2 separate regions of the Mus musculus genome follow, and region 2 is linked to region 1. Evidence: chromatin loops called from intact Hi-C (ENCODE). Cell type or tissue: left cerebral cortex. All regions are shown on one strand. Each heading gives the region's core, and the rest is flanking DNA. Links, peaks and the distances in the headings are about the cores only.

Evidence for each region. A loop is a pair of places that touch in the nucleus more often than their neighbours do. Peaks named below come from ENCODE experiments on the same cell type or tissue, not always from the same donor. Only the 100,000 strongest peaks of a DNase experiment are listed, where the experiment ranks them.
Region 2: it touches region 1 in a loop (3-fold over the local background); 5 of 42 quality-filtered maps call a loop at or near these places.

The regions. Positions count from the first base shown.
Region 1 is chr11:87,309,337-87,312,257 of GRCm38, forward strand. All of the region lies in intron 1 of Ppm1e (protein phosphatase 1E (PP2C domain containing)), which reads right to left. Among named protein-coding and RNA genes, the nearest start is that of Gm22883, 8.0 kb to the right of the region's middle. In left cerebral cortex, for the core only: a CTCF peak has its summit at 1,582 (motif pointing left); DNase peaks (open chromatin) are centred at 214, 408 and 1,219; H3K27ac peaks cover 734 bases.
Region 2 is chr11:87,245,598-87,248,518 of GRCm38, forward strand. All of the region lies in intron 2 of Ppm1e (protein phosphatase 1E (PP2C domain containing)), which reads right to left. It also overlaps a transcript of Trim37 not described here. Among named protein-coding and RNA genes, the nearest start is that of Gm22883, 72 kb to the right of the region's middle. In left cerebral cortex, for the core only: a CTCF peak has its summit at 1,609; DNase peaks (open chromatin) are centred at 1,381, 1,761, 2,015 and 2,473; H3K27ac peaks cover 2,039 bases.

The DNA of each region.
Region 1 (2,921 bases), core at 121-2,620:
TCTTTTACACACACGCACCACACACACACACACACACACACACACACACACACACACACACACACACACACACATGCCCCCACTTGTCTACCTCCCTTAATGAGTCCTTCATTCCAACTTTACTCTTCTGTATCCATCTTTAGCTGGGCTCTTTGTCACCTTCCAGACTCCTTCCTGAAGCTGCTACTTCAACTCCCACTTCAAGCTGCGGCTTCATCATCTTGAGCATAAAGTGATCTTTTTCCTCTGTCACCTTTCAATCCCTCATTAGCAGAGTGCATGTCAGGTAGGCATAGGTAGCTGGTTGACTGGCTGAGTTCACACTAAGCAGCACACTTCTGGGGAATAACTGATCTGTTTTAGACAGGCTAGGGAAGTTGTTGAGAAAAGACTATGCTCACATATATTTAAAGTGTGCATCATGAGCAAAGGAATTCCTTGTGAGAGTGAGTCAGACCTAAGCAGTAGTCTTGCCAACTTAGATAAGCAGATTATCACGCCGTATGAATAACAGCTCTGAAGACCTAATCGACAGCAAACTCCTGGCAGTCACATAGTTCAGCCTACCCTACCCCAACCCTGCACCCCCCTCACTTTTAGCTATGAGTAAGCACCCTTGCCCGGGTCCTACAGCTCTCAAGATAAATTTCCTCCCTTGCTGTAGAGGATTTCGGCTATTGCTCTGTTTCCATCTCTCCTCACTTCATAAAGGAAGGAAGCCACGTCTATTGTATCAGAAAAGTGCCTACCTGGACCTCAGCTACCCAATACCCACAGTGTTTATATCTAAATGAAAAGATATCTTATTATTTTGGTCTCATAGCAGTATCCACTGGAAAAGAGGGCTTAAATGTAGAAATACTTATAGAGAGATAAAACAGCTTTCTTCTTTTTTCTGGTAAATTCTTTCCTGCTTTCCAGTTGATTATTAAAATATGAAGCTTAGCTAAGATGTAAAATATCTCATAGAATACAATCAATTATATAAACTGCTTTGGATTTGCACTTTAAATATCTTGTTCTACCATTGGAATCAAGCCAAGGGGTAAATGCTTCAAGTTCAGTTATACTTTACTTGATAATGACAATTCGGGCATCTATTAGGTCTTTGTAGCTTCTTATTCACACAGCATGATAGCTATCTAAAATTAGCAAGACCGCTGCTACTAACCTTTAGGTCTGACTCATTCCCACAAGGAATTCCTTTAGTCATAGCAGAGTTTAAAATATATACATTCTTTTTTCTGAGACAGGACTGGCATTCAACTGGGTATGTAGCCAAGGATGTCTGTGGCCTTGCATCCCCCTTCTGAGCACTGTGATTTCAGATCCTCATCTCTATGCCATTTTATGTGGTGCTGGGGACTGAGCCCAGGGCTGCATGCTTGCTAGGCAAGCACTCCACAGACTGCACTATACCCAGACCCTTAAGTATATTTTTATTATTTTTAAATATCCATTTTCAGACTAGAGAGATGACCTAGTGGTTAAGAGCACTGACTGTTCTTCCAGAGGTCTTAAGTTCAATTCCCAGCAACCACATGGTGGCTCACAACCATCTGTAATGGGATTCGATGCCCTCTTCTGGCACACAGGTGTACATGTAGATAGAGCACTCGTACATAAAAATTTTTTTAAATCCCATTTGCATACCTTAGTGAGAAGCTGCACACAGTAGTCCTGTTGGGTTCTGGCAGTTTGGACATGATGATGAGATAGATTATAATCACTGATGCACACTCAGTCTATTTTATTTAATTTACCTTATTCATAGTCTGTATTTTAGCCATTGATATGCATAAGTAGAATAGTACAAATTACCAATTTGTATCCTAAAAACCACAATCTTTTAGTTCTTTGATCCTATCTTCTACAATTGAATAGTAAGTAATTTGAAATGGGAAAAAATTATTAACTATGAATGATTCCTGAACTTATTTTACCAAATCAAATGTGTCATTTGAGCCCCCAGCAGGGCTGTGAGTCAACACCACAGCAGTCCCTCCCTTGCTTACAGGGCAGGAGGTCTAACCTTAGCCTAGGATAACCTAACCTAGGATAGGCCTAAAAGCAGGAATGACACTAAACCCTATGTGTGCAACTTCTTCTTATACATACAACTATAATAAACAGTCCAATTTGTTATCTAGGCAGCGCAGAGATAAAATATAATAATTATACTGTAATAAAAGTAAAAGGCTGAGATGGTGGTGCACATCTTTAGGTCTAGGCCTCAGAAGGCAGGCAGATCTCCATAGTTCAAGGCCAGCCTGGTCTACAGATCAGGCTCCAGGTAAACCAGGACTGCACAGTGAGGCTCTGTCTCACACACATGAGCAATGGAAATGTCATCTCCCAAAATGGTATATTGTATATCTTAGTAAGCTCCACATATTCACTTTTTTTCTTTCTTTTTAAGTCAAGAACTTCCAGGTTTTCAGTAACCTGATAACTAAGATAGATACTATGCGACTGTTGGCCAGGTAGCCCGTGCTGCCTAGACATGATGCAACCAGAGATGCAGCTCATCCTAGGCAGATGCTGTGAGAGTCCATTACACAACTCAAAGTTCCAAATATTGTTTTTGTATGGCAGTTGATTACAGGTAGCTAAAACTGGGTAAAGAAAAGCCACAGGTAAAGAGAATGTTCAAGGATTTTCCTGACAAGAAACTCAGGTTTGAGAAGTTCAGTGCCTTGCCTAAATATGCACAATTAATCCTAAGGCCAGGGGCAACTTCAGGTCGGTCTGACACCAAAATCCACGCCCCCATCACTGTGCTAGATCGCTTTCACATACTCATGAAGACATGCATACATCCATGTATGGCTATGGCAAAGTGGGGAAACAGAGATCAACAACCACAGTCATTAGTAGCAATTCCCATTATCTTACTTGATGAGCATTTCTAAAGAGGAAGC
Region 2 (2,921 bases), core at 170-2,669, 64 kb before region 1:
AGGAAGTATGTGGCAGACGGGCAATGGTTACAGATGCTTCCTGTAGCCTAGAACAGAAACCCAGAGGAAGAGAGACTGTGTGTTCCTCGGCAGCATGGAACCTGGACTCCCATTTCTTTACTTCCAGTCTCGGGTTAGCCTTGAATCTGTGACTCCATTTCTGTTCTTATGCATAATTCTTACATTAATTTTCCTTCTGTTTTATAGTACTGAGGCTAGAACTCCAGCCCTGTACATCCAGACAAACACCGTGCACATGCTCTATCTCTTTGAGACAGAATTCCTCTATAGAGCCTAGGCTGGCCTCAGATTCAAGCAGGATCCTGCTATAGCCTCCCAAGTGCTGGAGTTAGAGTTCCCCAAGTTATAAATTATCACATCCAACACAAACTGCACCACCCCTTTTCTGAGACAGGGTCTCACTCTGTTCCCAGGCTGGCCTGGTCTGGAATTCCTTCTCCCTCAGCCGACTCAGTACAGGGATTAGAGGTGTGAGCCCCTACATCAACTCAGAACTCTTAACATCTTTATATCCAGAAAGTGTCAAAAGATTTTATTTCTGGTCTCTTTATTACTAATATACAGCAGTCTTCTTTATGTCTTGAACATATTTATGTATTTGCTCATTTGTTTGTTCTGAGACAGTCTCATAGCACAGGCTGCTCCCATCTCACCAGTGCTGTGGTCTGTGGGCATGCACTACCACACCCAGCCGCCCCTTCTCAGTTTTATATAACTGAAAAGCAAGGGTGTATTTGAAAAAGAATGAAGTTCAAAGAACAAATACTCCCTGAGGAGTTATATACATGAACAAGTCCATAAACAGCCAAATATTTTTATTGCTTTAAGCAACTCCAGATGTTTATTCCTCTTAAGTACTAGAGCTCATAGAGACTGCAACAGGAGGTATCCCTACCCCCGTGCAGACTTGACATGACTGTGTCCTCAGTTGACACAAATCACAAAAGAGGCCTACAAAGCATGCAGAAACTCCAAGGAGAACGGGTGGAATACACGACACATTCCCAGATACCCAGCCAATGATATAAACAATTCCATCTTTCTGTGGTTCGTATATCGCGGTCATTATATACACCACCCTGTCCAGTAAGGGAACTAATAAAATTTAAATGTTAAGGACTAGTGAAAGGGCTCAGTGGTTAGGAGCACAGGTTGCTCTTGTAGAGGATTCAAGTTCAGTTCCCAGCAACCACATGGCAGCCTCTGCCTCCTGAGTGCTGCGATTAAAGGCGTTTAACCAGTTCCTGCTAAAGAGAGGTTTTATGTGTCCTTTCAGTGGGACCTCACTGCCTGTGCTGTAAGCCCTTAGCGGTGTATGTGTCCCTCTGTACTGTGTGGGCCAACAGTGTCCCCGTAGAGACCCTAGCTGTGCAGCTCACACCTACTGATTTGTGTGAAATGGCTAAGAGATTGGCAGATGGTTGAGATCTCAACAGCCTGCAGATGATTCTGAGTGATATCCTAGGAAAAATTTCCAACATTGTGATCAATGACATCTATTTTTTTTAAATCAACTTTATTTTACTTTTATTGTCTTGTGGGGTTCAGCTAATTCTCCAGAGCCAGCATTTGGGGCAGCACACAGCCCTGAGACAGTCTCCAGCAGGGGTGCTATAGAACAGTAGTATATAAATAATAGCCACTTGAGATGGAAAAATAAAACAAAATAAGGGGCGTGAGAAAGTGAGAACCATCCAGGCAGCAGCCCACCCACTCACAGCTGTAAACTGCTCGTCAGTCGCTAATGTCACTGTGTCGAGCTGCAGCTGAGTCAGCTGTCACCCCTCTGCAGTTGAGCAGAACTTTTCATTACAAGGGCTTTGCTTTCAGCATCAGCATCAGGGGAAAGACCGTGCCTTGTTAGAAAGGCTCCATTCAGCTTGGCTCTGGGACAATGTGGTTCTAGGTGAATCCGTTATTCTCAGTAAGAACAAGTAGTAACTCCCTCCTTGACAGTTTTCTGTCACAGTCCAGAGAGAGACGGGAAGAGCAGGAATGCCACACAGTCTCTGGGATGGCTTTCTATTTATAACACATGCTCTGTTCCTTATGTACCATGTTGATAGGCAAGTGCTTAGAATAGAACAGAAGGGCTAAGCATGGTAGCGCATGCTGTGATCTCAGCGCTCGGGAGACTACAGCAAGGCAGTGAGTTGAAGGCCAGCCTGAGGCTACAGAGTTAAGACCCTGTCTCAAAGCCAATAAATATCAATGAAATATCACCCTCAAAATTTTGGAGTAGTAAGCTAGGGATGTTACTCTGTTGGTAGAACACATACTTAGCATGTAAGAAACTCCAGGTTCCGCTCCCTGCACCAAACATAGAAGTGTATGGTGGGTTACTCAGGCCCTGATTTTATACAAATAGTTTGCTTAATCATTTTCAAGTATGGTTAAACCCAATATGTAAGCTGGAAGCCAGTGTGGCAGCACATTCCTGTAACTCAGCCTCTTGGGTTGCTGCGTGGGAGGAGCGTGTTTCAGGCCAGCCTGGGCAGTCAGCAAGACCTGTCTCAAAACATTCTGAGCAGTGTGTGAGGAGCATCATGTCCAGGGCCTTGGGCTCAGTTCCATTGACACCAGGGCTGAGTGTGGGAATGACTGCTGAGCCTTAATCCTTATCAACAAAGACACACAATGATCCGTGTAATAAATAAATTACGTTACATATCTGTCAGTGCTGTGTTTTAGTGGATATAAAACTTAACAAGATGGATGAGTCTTGTTCTAAGTTTTAAAAACTGTTGTATGCTTTTATGTGTATTCTTCAGGATGACATCTTAGAAGAGATGGGGTGTATTTGGGGTGGTGCCGCCATGGATAAACAAAATGTTTTACACAGGTTCTTCTTAAACTCGACTTTCCTCATCATTTTCCTTTGTTGTGCTCAAACTGGGTAT